Linked DNA regions of Homo sapiens: region 1 is linked to region 2. A link is a contact called in ENCODE Hi-C or POLR2A ChIA-PET data. All regions are on one chromosome and are shown on one strand. Each heading gives the region's core, a stretch centred on a gene start or an enhancer-like site at or near the end of the contact. The rest is flanking DNA. Distances are from core to core; before and after follow the strand shown. Region 1 overlaps CCDC91 (coiled-coil domain containing 91). Region 2 overlaps CCDC91 (coiled-coil domain containing 91).

Region 1 (7,009 bases), core at 4,478-6,977, 320 kb before region 2:
CAACTGGTTCCGTAGCTATTAAAGCACTTAACTGTTTCTGTGCACAGGAGAGGAACAGTTCCAAACTGGACAGGCTTCTTTGGCGGATGACTTGATCGAGCTGTTTAATTTTTTTAAAGAGAGAGAGAAAGAGAAAAAAAAATACTGAGTTGAAGGATAAAGAATATTATGTCTCTGAAGCCCACTAGAAAAAACTTTCCAGATGAGACAATTTAGGAAATCAAATAGTACTTTCAACTGAATGACAGTAAAGTCACTCTTTCTGGCCTAAATCATCTAAGATGAGATGATAATCATTATAGTTTTATAACTGATGTTGTTACTCAGTTATTAGAGAAATATCATACATTTGATCAGAATGATTTCAGAAAACATAAAATAGTATTAAAATGCCAGTTCTTAGTGTATATACGCAACCAAACATCCACAAATATATTACAGATACAAGTAACAAAATAAGTACATAGCACAGAAACACAGCATAATCACATCATACACAGGGTTTAGTGGAACAAATTATAAGGGAGGAGATAAACAATTTGCTGAAATTAGAGAAAGTTTTGGGGAAAAGTATGCTTTAAAAAACATTTGAGGCCAGGTGCAGAGGTTCACACCTGTAATCCCAGCACTTTGGGAGGCTGAGGTGGGCGAATCATTTGAGGTCAGGAGTTTGCGACCAGCCTGGCCAACATGGTGAAACACCATCTCTACTAAATATATAAAAAATTAGCTGCGCATGGTGGTGCACACCTGTAATCTCAGCTACTTAGGAGGTTGAGGCAAAAGAATTTATTGAACCCAGGAGACAGAGGTTGCAGTGAGCCAAGATTGCGCCACTGCACTCCAGCCTGGGTGACAGAGTGAGACTCTGTTTTAAAAAAATAAAACAACACACAAAATATTTGATACTGTTGAAACTTTTTTTGTTCTTGTCCCTTGGCTAAGGTAGAGATGTTTTATTAGGATGTTTTAATATTTCAATAGCAAACTCATATGGTAAACGAAACAAGAGGGTTAGTAAGGGAAATCATTTGGATTATATATAATAAAGAACTCTCTGGATGGTAAACATTATTGAATATAAGAAGAAAAGCTTCAAACTTTTTGGCCCTAAAAAATTTGCCCATAGGGTAAAAATAACAAAACTAGGCAAACACATTCCCTATAGGTTACAGAACAATGGAGGAATTAAAAGACAAATAAATTCCATTTCATAATATACTTGTCATACTTATGTAAAAGTTGTCATTCTTCTCACAAGCCCCTGCATCCCCCACAAAGGCAAACCTGAACAATAATTCTCATTAAAGTATACTTCCATAATCTACTATACTCAAAATGGCTGAAAAATTGGATGACTAAAATATTGAAATATTCTAAGAATTAAACAAACAGAATCACTATATTTAGCAAAATGCTCCTGTAAAATCATTGAACTATACTGAATCCCTTCAATTCCAATATTCGGAGATTCTATTATATATACAGAAGTAAGATTTCTGCTTATCATTTTTCCTCACAGTTTTTTTTCCTTCTTCCTCTACTGGATGATACCTTCAGGTGAATACATACCTTATGCTTATAAGACTATTAAACAAAAGAGATCTTAGAATGTAAGACCCAGGTACGCAGAAATCTTGTCTGTCTTGCTAACTACTTTATCCCTAGCATCTAGAGGGGGTCTGGCACATGTTAGACAAGCAATAAATATTTGCTGAGATTGAGTGAATCAAGATACATAACCCCAATCAAACAAGGCAATCTACTGGAAAATGACAGATGTACTTTTAATGCTAAGAACCAAAGCATGCTAACCTAATCTAAAAGATACATGGGAGATTAAAGTCATAGTTTTAAAAGTTTCATTTTAATATATGTAAAACAGATTGAAATCTAAGTATTTTCAGCTTCTAAAACTATTTTGCACTTGGTCTAAATTAAACAGTACAGAAGAATATACCAATACTCAGTTCCAGTCCATTCTCCAGTGATTTCTGTCTACTTTTGGATGTTTTTAAGCATTTAAAGATGGGTTTTTAAAAATATGTGGTCCACATCTTATAATCCTTATAATTCTTAAGTTTGAGAGGGTCCACACAATCACTTTATTTCATTGCCATTACTGGAAGTTTTCCCTATCTCATTTTAAAAAATTGCTTAACTGTATTTCATAATTTATTTAGCTACTTTCCCATTGACAGACATGTAAGTTTATTCTAACTTTTTTGTTGTTTTTCAAGCAATAAAATTTACAACCTGAGTGCACACCCTTCAAAAGATGTTCAAGGTACTGAAATCTGTCACATCTGCATATTGTAAATTGTGATACATATTGCCAAATTTCTTCCCAGAGAGTATACTAAGTTATCAGTCCCAACTGCAGTGTTATAGAGGATCAGTGTCTCTTGTTTTTTTTTCCTTTTAAACCGTTGCATAGTTTTCATTTTATAGTTATAATATATGTAACAGATATTTTAATATTCTAAAGCATTATATTCACAGACATTAAGATTGTTCATAATATTTGGCTATTATAATTAAGGCTGTAATGAACATCCTTCAACACAGACCTCTGTATACACGTGCTAGTATAGCTTGTGGAAATTGTATGAGCCAAAGAATATGTAGTTGGCAATGCTACCTCCAATTATAAATCAGCTTTCCATATATGCAGGAACCTGTCTTTAGGCTCTCCATCCTGTTCCCTTGAACAATTCACCTATCTCTACACAAATGTAATGCTATTTTAATTACTACAGCTTTATAATAAACCTTAATATAACATATATTGCCAATATAAAATATTTCAGAAGAATATAAATTAGTGGGCATTTGTAAGAAAACTGAGTTTAAGAAGGAAGTGACCAGACTACAGATAGTCTCATAACTCTTTTATCATAGGCACAAAATATAAGCAGAACTCAGCGGTATATTATTTTGAGACATATAAGTAGGCAAAAACCCATTTCTTTTTAAGGTAAGTAAACAATGCAATAAAAACTGAACTGAGGATAGTTGTATTTGGAGGATGAATCTGGCAGGATGAGATACGTAATTCAGTTTGGAGGTGGCTTCATGGGTGTTTGTTTTACTATTATGCTTCATAACTTGTGTACATATAACATATGTGCTAGCTTTAACAATTCAAAATCCTTCACAAATCGCCCAGAACAATCAGGAGATACATTAAAAACAAATATGACTTAATATCTTAGAATTTTTAGAAGCTAGATAAATGAGAAACTTTTCTCCTTTTGAGGGAATATAGTACAATTTCACAATGTGTAACAAGCATTCAACCTCTGTTGCTAAGTAACAATAATCTGAATTTGTGCATTCAAAAGGAGTATTTCTGTAATTTTTTAAGAGGATATATATATAAGGACAAAAAAAGTTTGATAGATTTCTGTTTAAACACACCACACGCTTCTCTTGCTTGTGTTAGATGTCACCAAGGAATTACTGACTATAAGATGGTAGGCATGAAGGTTTTGGTTTTAGGCAGCTGCCAAGGCTCACTTCACATCTTTACCACTCCCTCCCCAGAGCACTCTGAAAGTAAGAATCCTTTAAATAAACAGGAGCACAATACTTTAAGAAGCAACAAGGCGAACCGATACTGTATGAGGAGGAAAACAGAGATTGGGCCATCACAAAGCTGAGCTTCCACTTTTGTGGGTCCTTCTTGGGCATAGTACATAGATCATGGCTGTGGGATGGAACACATACAACCTTTCTCTTATAAGGATGTTGAATTCCTCTCTTTGAAACAAATACATCAAACTGATGTTCTTGGCAAATTCCTGAATTTCAACAGTTACTGTTTTATTAGGCATGACCTTCTTATCCTTTATTGAGGCGAGAAGAATTTTGGCAAAATATTCACCTTTTTTGCTCCTTAAGGTATGGGACTTAGTTCTGTATTTGTGGCTTTCATTTCAAAGTGAATCAAAGATTTGTATTCTGTGACATAGTAATGAAAAATATTATGTCCAGAGTAGTGGTGGCAAATATTTTTTTGATATGGGGTTAAAAATCTCTTCATAATAGAGTAGCTCTAACCGATTTGTTTTCTCTTCCATTTTCTGTTGCTTTAATTTCTATTCAGCTCTTACACATATCTGAAAAATCTGGAAATTCTGAAGTTTCTGAAATAGACAACTAGGCTTCAGTTTGCTGGTATAACTGCTGAAAGCCTTTTAGAAGCATACTACTTACTAAAATTTTTAATTTTATTAAGCTTGTGGGGGGAAATAGCATGTCTTCTTAATAATTTCATGTATTAGATTTACCCTTTCATGAGTGTTTCATGCCATTGCAAAAGTAAAAGAAAAATAAAACATCTCTTGACCTTAGCTTTTTATTTGCCAGTCATTAAAATGCAATATGATGGTGAATTTACATTGGTCTAAAGTGCAACATTCAAAGTCAATTACAAACACATCTGGCTTATTTTAATTGGACTGTTTATTAAGAAGACTGTTCACATCCAAAAAGATATAATTCATTGTTTTGAAATATATATATGTGTGTATGTGTATGTGTGTGTGTGTGTCAAATACACATAGTACTAATTGCACTTTCAATGTTTTGAGCTTCTACCAACAAAATACACTAAGAAATGTGAACATGTTACATCTACCTTTATCAATGTTACTTTTCCAACTTACACTCCTACATATTTTAAATTAATGCTTAAAAATGACTTCATTTTTCCAAAGAGCTAGGATGGCTATCCAGCAAATCCACTCATGGGTAAAGTGACTAGAGAAGACCACTTAGAGAAGGTGGTAATTAAGAGACTTGAAAAGAGACAAGAAGGGAGCTATCTAAAAACATGGGGAAAGAAATTCTCAAGGTAGCTGGAAACACAAGGAAAAAACTCCAAAAGGGGGGTGCAGACTTGGTTTGATGGAGAACTGGTAAGAAATCCATTAAGATTGGAGCAAAATTACCAAGGAGGAGACTGGTAGGGGAGGAGATCAGAGAAGTAGATGGAGGCCAGAGCATAAAGGGCCCTAAAGGTTTGCAGTTTGATGGGAAGACATTGGAGAGTTTTCAGCAGGAGTATGACCATGCTTTGTTTGAAAAATATCGTACAAATTATTACGTGGAAAACAGACTGTAGCGGGACAAGAGTGGAAGAAGAAAAGCCAGCTAGGAGACTTTCAGTCTGGAAAAGATATAAATTTGACCAGAATATTGGCAATGGTGGCTTAAGAACAGTTCAGGTTTAGGATTTTAAGACAGGACCAACTTGAGTTGCTGATGGATTGGAAGTATAGATGAAAGGAAAAGAGAAATAAAAGGCGATTCTTTGAATAATAGTGTCCTATCCTGAGATATGATAGACTGGAGCTGGAGTGAGTTGGCCAGAGGAAAACTGTTTTGTTTCAGACATGATAAATTTGTCTAATCTCATCAGACATGTTGGAGATGTCAGATATAGGGGTCTGCAGTTCAGGGGAGATATCAGGCCTTGAAATAAAAACGTGGACGTCATCTCCATATAGAAGGCATTTAAAGCACAGATAAAAATATTTAGGGAATGAAAGTGGATAAAAGAGAAAAGGTTACAGGACTAAGTCCTGGGACACTCGGGGATGTCCAAGGAAGAGAATACAGTCATGGGTTCTTAGTTTCTGTTTCTGATTGGGCCAGTAAAGTCCCTTCCCCATCGCTCTTTTCTGCTTATCACTAGAAACAGAAACTAAAAACCACGGCTTCAAGCTGCTAAAAACCTAAAGCAAAACAAAACAGAACAAAAACAACAAAATAAGGCGGGTTGCACAAGCTTGCTAGCACATGATCTTGTAAGAGAACAGTGGGATATTCGATTCAACAGATAATTATTGTAATGGGTTGAATTGTGTCCCCCAAAAAGATATGTTCAAGTCCTACCCCCACACTTGTGAATGTGAGCTTATTTGGAAATAGGGTTTTTGCTGATGTAATTAAGATGTAAACTGAGATGGGCTCTTACTGGATTAGGGTAGGGCTTCAATCCAATCACTAGTGTCTTTACACGAAGAGAAACAGAGACACAGATACAAAGGAGAAGTCTATGTGAAGATGGAGGCCGAATCACTAGAAGCTAAGACAGAGGCATGGAACAGACTTCCTTAGAGCCTTTGAGAGCATGGCCCTGATGACATCTTGATTTGGGGCTTCTGGCCTACAGAATTGTGAGAAAATAAATTTATCTTGTTTCAAGCCCCTCAGTTTGTTGTAAATTGCCACAGTAGCCCTAGGAAACAAACAGTTATTTTCCAGATTGTTAAGGTCCTCATATATCAGAGTAGTGTTTCTTACAACGTGTTCCACAAAATGCCATTTCTGTACAGCATGTGTCCTGCTTATTAAAAATAAAAAAAATACCTTTAAGTCAAGTAAGTTTGGGAAATGGAGGATTAAAAATGTTCACTTTCTATGAACTTCTCAGAATCACTGAAAGAGACTCTGAACCAATTTCAGGATAATAGTTTTATATAAAATACATGTTAAGAATAATTTGGACTCTAAAATATTCAACATAATCTGGCCAGTGGTTTGAACTAACGCAGTGCTGGGTGCCTTAACTTTGAACGTCAGAAAATTTAGGCCTAACCTCTTCACCACAACATTCAAAGCCATCATTCGCATTCCATGAAGACTTCAAATCAGAGTTCCTGTCTCCTATTCTTTGAGAATACTTCTTGACTTTAGAGTATATTCCACATCTATCTATTTAGATAGTTCAAAAATGTCAACATATAAAGAAGCTGTGTAACTTCCCAGCATGCACAAGATGAATTACAGATGCTCTTTTAGAGCATGAAAAATGGGTATAAAGAGTCTTAAAACCTTTTGACCACAACTAAAGAACTATTTTTTTCTTTTGTTTTAAAGATGCCTGGTAAGTAAATTCTCTGTTTTGAGTCATCTAAAGTAAGTTCATCGTATTTGCATAGTTCTGTCTTTTTACCCCAAACTACCAAATAATCCACTGGGAAATGGAAATACTCATTTT
Region 2 (6,368 bases), core at 3,657-6,156:
CAGTTTTCCTGTTCGTCAAAAAAGATAAGCACATTCCTGGCAAAGACATAGCCAAAAGGACAGGTTTATAAAGCACATAGTATGGCAAACCAAAAATACCACAAATAATGCGGAATTGTTGAATGATAAGGTACCTATGGTGGGAGAATAACTACAAATGAAGTTACTAGATAGGTGGCTAGAAGCAAAATTATGAAAAGTCATGATAAGGAGTTTGGAAGGAGGCAAAGAACAATAAAAATAACTGTCTTTTAGAGTGTACTACTTTGTTCCAGACACACTCCTAAACTCTTTAGACACGCTATCACTTTTAATCCTTAGAAAATTTCTATATCACCTCCTCTTTTTCAATAAGAAAACAATGCTATAGTGAGATCAAGTAATTTACCTAAAATCAGTTAGAGGCAAACACAGAACTCATTGAAGAATTCTGAAAACAGAAATAAGATGTATTTTGAATAAGTGACATGCATAATAGAAAAAAATGGCTATAAGGCAATGTAGATAACAGTGTGAAAGTAGAATAGGCTAGTTTGAGGGAAATCTATGCAATAAACTAATAATCCAAAGTAAGAGGTAATAAGGGAGTGTGAATAAGGAAAAGGAAAACTAAAGGATCCCATCGGTTTCTACCTTCAGTAAGTGGGAAGAAAAAGCAAGTTTGGGTACAAAAAGGCATAAAATGAAGTAGATGAGGTGTAGAATAATTAGTTTGGGCTTAGACAATATGGACACATTTGAGTTCGAGGTTTCAATAAAAGAAAGACCAAAAGGAAAAGGTCTAATAGGAAGTTGACTAGAAAGAGAAAGAGTTCAAAAAAAGAGGTAGAAAGAATCGCTAGGATAAACATATTTAGAAATCACCAACATACATCAACAATTTTAAAACTGGCCAAGCCAAGTAGAAAATAAATATCCATGGTCATCATCCATGCAGAAGAATTCCAAAAAAATCTATGTAGCTACTTCACTATCAAGAAGGTGGAAAATAACTCCCCATCAAGTGTGGTCTGCACATAGTGACTTTGTTGCAAAGAGTACAATACAGAATAAGAGAAAAAGAATAACTTTCCAGTGAAGAAGCCTAATAAAAACCACCTTAGCCAAATGATCAAAGTAAACATCAACAATGATAAGTCACAATAAGTCACAGCTTAACAATGATAAGTTGATAGTAAGTACCCTTGATACAATGTGATAAAAATGGCACTTCACCTCTATGCTCTTCCTCCTAAAAACCCTAACCCCAGTCTAATCATGAGGAAAAACATCATATCAATCTCAGCTGAGGAATAACCTACAAAATGTCTGACCAATACTCCTCAAAACTGTCAAGGTCATCAAAACCAAGTAAAGTTTAAGAAACCACCACAGCCAGGAAATGTCTGACCAATACTCCTTAAAACTGTGAAGGTCATCAAAAACAAGTAAAGTTTAAGAAACTGTCACAGCCAAGAGCAGCCTAAGGAGATATGACCACTAAATGTATGATAACCTAGACAGTAACCTGGAACAGAAAAAGGGCAGTAGATAAAAATAAAGGGAATATTAATACAGAATGGACTTTAGTTAATAATTATGTATAAATATTGGCCATTCATTTAAACAAATGTACAATAATGTAAAATGTTAATAAAAGGTATGAGGTTTCTGAGAACTCTCTATATTATTGTCATAATTTTCTATAAAGATAAAACTGTTCTAAATAATAATGTTTATATTTCTAAGTAGGCCAAGAATAAAACCACAGAAAACCATTACTATTCAAGAGATAAGCAGAGGAAAATAGGTCAGTAAATAAAATTTAAAAGGTATGACCAGAAATACAGAAAGATATAGACAGATCTAACATATGTCATAGAGGTCAAAGAGGATAAGGAACAAATAGAATCCACAGAATTTAAGACGTCACTGGGAAAAGAAACGAGGTGGAGCTACAAGGATATGAACCACGACTTTGTTATTCACCCAGTTAAAAATCTCATAAAAGATTCTCCTAGTTTCCAATCTATTAATAGTCTTCCCTGTTCCAGTCACAACCATTTAATCGCCAAAAACCTACCTCATAATGAATCTTCATTCACAAGTAAAGTATTAGATGCATGAGACAGAATACTTTCATCTGGAAGTAACAGAAAATTCCAAAATAAAACTGGTTAAATCAATAAGGAGATGTATAACTAGTATCTCACATAACAAGAAGGCCCAAGGTAGAGCAGTCTTTAAATACTGCAAGTCAGAGCTTCAGAAATTCTAATTCCCTTGGCTCTGGCCTCCTATATTTAGCTTCACCAACAGGCTGGAAGCAAGATGACAAAAATATTTTGAGATTGTGATCTGCCCATCCTTAAACCTGCTGCCAGCAAAGAAAAGGAATTACTATGTTTCACTTAGACTTACCAGAATTAATCCTGGAACTTGGAATGAGGTCTCCTTTCTCTGAGTCACATAAAGGAGGGTTAGAAGCCTAAACAAAACAAAGGATCTGTTAGAAAGGTAGTGGGAGGCTGGGCGTGGTGGTTCACATCTGTAATCCCTGCACTTTGAGAGGCCAAGGAAGGCCGGATCACCTGATGTCAGGAGTTCGAGACCAGCCTGGCCAACATGGCAAAACCCCATCTCTACTAAAAATACAAAAATTAGCCAGGTGTAGTAGCAGGTGCCTGTAATCCAAGCCACTCTACTCCGGAGGCTGAGGCTGGAGAATCACTTGAACCCAGGAGGCGGAGGTTGCAGTGAGCCGAGATCATGCCACTGCACTCCAGCCTGGGCAAAAAGAGTGAAACTCTGTCTCAAAAAAAAAAGGGGGTAGTGGGAAAAGGGGTAATGCTAAATAGGCAGTCAACAGCAGCCAATACAGGAGGTTCTTATTTGCATGTTTTTCTAGCTCAAGAACTTTTAAAAATTACCTTAATATGATGAAGAAGAGATTCAAACAAAATAAGGGCCATACAATTTCCTTCCTAAAATAACCAAATGACAACCTCAGATACTATCAGTACTGTTTCACAGATCAAGGGGGAAAATGGCACAAGAATTTATAAGTTTTCTCTCATCACTCCAATTTTATATTGCAAAAATACAATGTATTTGGATATTTTCAAAGCAGAATCTTGTATCTTACACTTTAAACTCTTATTTTGTTGGAATAGGATGAGAAGAGATCCCAAGGTAGTGGAAAGAGCACTAAACTTGGCATCAGGGCATGGGGCTCTAGTCCTAATTCTTCAACTAAATTACACCATTTTTGAAGATGGTCACCTAATATCTAGGGTCCAATTTCCTCCTTTCTTAAATAAGTAAGTTAGGAGAGATGATCTCTCAAGTCTTATTCCTGGTTATTTCCTAATTAAAAATAATATTCACTTGTTAGCTAGAAAATTTACACAGATTATTTACCGTTGTAATTCTGCGCTAGCCAATTCCTAAAGATCCACTCCAAGACTATGGGCTGTTGACACATTAAGCTTTTTCCTACAAAACTTCACTTTCACAAAAACTTTCACTGTGGCCAGAAATGTGAATAGCATGATGTTACAACTTCTGAAATAACTCAAGAATTTAATTCAATTTCTCTTTAAACCCAAGTTCATTATTAAAGATTTCAGTGTACCTACAGATGCAAACCCTCCCTGTTGGACAGGAAAACGCAAAATGACAAAAACTTAACCACTTTGAGATTCAATTAAAGACAAGATTTCTAACCACTAAGCCTAAATGAGGAAGAAGATGAAAATCAAAGCACAATGAAAAAGCTGGAATCACAAACAAGTCACAAACAGAAATGGAAATTTCTATACAGAGAGAAAGAAAAAGGGAGGAAATACTCCCCCCTATACCAGTATATAAGCCTAGAAGAAATTAAGCCTAAAAGTCTCATGAGTTTCTCTTAAAAACTATTGATTTACACAAAATGGACAAAAATAATTTCCAAAAATAGGTTGATGACAGTAGAAACATGCCCTTTGGGAACCTCAGCTTAATAAATTGTTGGTAAAGCAGACCCAAAATCATATGGGATGACTCTGGATAAAACCCCATGACTTAAGCCAACTGCATTATGACCTGGAGTTGGTTTTTCTCAAAATTATTAATAATGAAAAATACTTACACAGGATACACATGTATTGCCAGGAAAAAAAATGTACTTCTTTGAAACAGTTTTTAAAACAACCAACCACCCACAGAAACCACATGGGCACAAAATGAAACGATTCTGGTCACTGATTTGTGGAGCACTTAAGCATTCCCCAAGTAAAAGACTCCGCTTTAGGCTTTCTGAGACAAGCAGACTATCCATGAAAATACCTGATTTAGAACTACCAAGGAAACACTGCAAACATACCTCCAATGGCCTGAGTTTCAAGAGAAATAATTTTCTCCAAGGAGAATCTTACAGTTTTAAAAGCCTACTTCTTTTAAGAAGACATTTCTTTTCCTCACAGTAAGACTCTAGATAAAGCTTAAAAATTGGCTCTGAAGATAAAATGAATTAAATTAAATCTAACTCAAAAGTGCTTAACGCTACAATAGTATAAGTTAACACCTCCTAAAACTGATTTTGCATCAGTAGCAGCATCACTAATACATTACAATTACTCAATTTATCAAATTACATAATAATAGCCTAGTGAGATATTACATCAGATATAAAATATTGAGGTAAGTTTCAAAAGAGAAAGGAAGAAATATACAGGAGACAATATTGTTTAAGAGACAGTCAAAAGGAGAAAGCAAGAAATGAGTGCCAGGTAGTTGCACCAGAACGCTAGAAGCTAAGTACACTGAACAGGTATAGAGACTCAGAAAAAGGAAGCCAAATGAAACCACAGTCAGGCTAGCATGTAGCATTGCCTAGAGTATAATGCAAAGATGACAAAGAAACTCATTTACATATGGAAATATCAGACAGGTACTAGATATGTTAACAGAAAACAGAAAGTTTACCTTGACCCTCAGCATCACCAACTGTCCACCTACTCCTTTAAGTAAATAAGTAAAGGATTATCTTTAACCATGGCTTATATTGTCCCTACGAGAGATAAGAACACCATAAAACCCAGAAACATGCAAGAGCTGCAAGTTCACCTTTATGTGCAAACACAGGCTTCATCACACTTTCAATTTCCTGCCATATTGCCACTAAAATTGACTAGGTTTTTTCCCCCTCTACTTTGGTTTTATGTAAGGTGCTGACTTCACCCTTGGATAGGCTGGCGAAGCTCACCTTGTCAGACCCTGCATACCCTTAAAGAACACATATAATTTCCAGAAGAAATAAGAAGAATGGAAAAATAGATGAGTTCACAAAAGAAACAATTTTAAATTCTATGTATCTATAGTCTTCAACCTTTAGAGATGATATTACTGGTGGTATTTGTTACCACATATATAAATCCTAAAAAGACCAAAGTACTAAGAGCCACCCAAGTGCAGTTGTAGCTATCTTATATAGTTCCAACACAACGAAAAGGATAATAATGCCAAGGATGAAAAGCCCTAGGATTGTCACCTACTCAGAAAGAATACAGATTTAAAAAATGACCAAATTAGATCCATTTCAGAAAACGAAAAGGGAAATTCTATAACTATACTGAGGATCTCTAACTAACCAAACATAAAATTTGTACACCAAAATTCATTCTATGGTAAAACAACTGTATTCTAAGTAGCAGCTGAATACCATGATTTATTATGGATACAGAAGTAAGAAATGCCTGGTTTTTCAAGGCTTAGTAAAAATAGGAAGTGAGAAGTCTAAAATATAGGAACTACCAAAAAATATAGTACATATCCCTAGTGTATACATTTTATGCAAAGATTTATAGACAGGGTGACAAGATTTACTTTATAAAGTATCATAAAAGATGAACAGAGTAAATGAAAAATTAAAACATATACTTCCTACATATCACCAATAGCTTACTCACAGACATCTCACCAGCACCAGCACCACCACCACCACCGCCACCCCTGTGGTTCTACACTGTGGTTACTTCAAAGTAAAATTATGATAAAGGTTGGAAGGAAATATGAATTACAGTATACAGATAGCATTTAACTTCCAACCAAAGTGGAAACACAGAGACCAGATTTAACCTCTAGTTTCTAAGCAACTAGAAAAATGAACAATAGATGAGAAAAAGCAACTAGAAAACTGAACAAAGGATGTACAAGATGAAATAATGATGTTCAAGTACTGGACAACAGCACAAAATTGTGATTCCCAAAAGAAACGAAACAAAGTTATAACTCCCAAACTTACAAACTGGAGTCAGTTTCCAGGCCAAAGAGTATGGTGGGGGAAGCCAAGTAAAACTGACCTCTCACTGAGCTAAAGGGGCAGAGTTAAGAGTTCACAAAGCAGC

What was found. A loop is a pair of places that touch in the nucleus more often than their neighbours do. ChIA-PET counts read pairs that join two places held with the same protein, here RNA polymerase II (POLR2A). Pooled maps may share reads with other maps.
Region 1: a pooled map shows a loop between it and region 2 (2.4-fold over the local background). The contact joins two enhancer-like sites. A Hi-C loop is called at or near these places in 6 of 50 pooled maps. POLR2A ChIA-PET finds 5 or more read pairs at or near these places in 2 of 52 experiments (BJ and activated CD4-positive, alpha-beta T cell).

Annotation. Positions count from the first base shown.
Region 1 is chr12:28,542,154-28,549,162 of GRCh38, reverse strand. CCDC91 (coiled-coil domain containing 91) reads right to left here. Exons shown (of 13, transcript NM_018318.5): 13 at 1-100. Among named protein-coding and RNA genes, the nearest start is that of CCDC91, 360 kb to the right of the region's middle. Within about 2 kb of position 5,727, at least 3 of the 41 ENCODE cell types and tissues checked have a DNase peak (open chromatin) inside an H3K27ac peak, as active enhancers do.
Region 2 is chr12:28,221,894-28,228,261 of GRCh38, reverse strand. The region is part of intron 1 of CCDC91 (coiled-coil domain containing 91); the gene reads right to left. Among named protein-coding and RNA genes, the nearest start is that of CCDC91, 35 kb to the right of the region's middle. RefSeq lists an enhancer at 905-1,074. Within about 2 kb of position 4,906, at least 2 of the 41 ENCODE cell types and tissues checked have a DNase peak (open chromatin) inside an H3K27ac peak, as active enhancers do.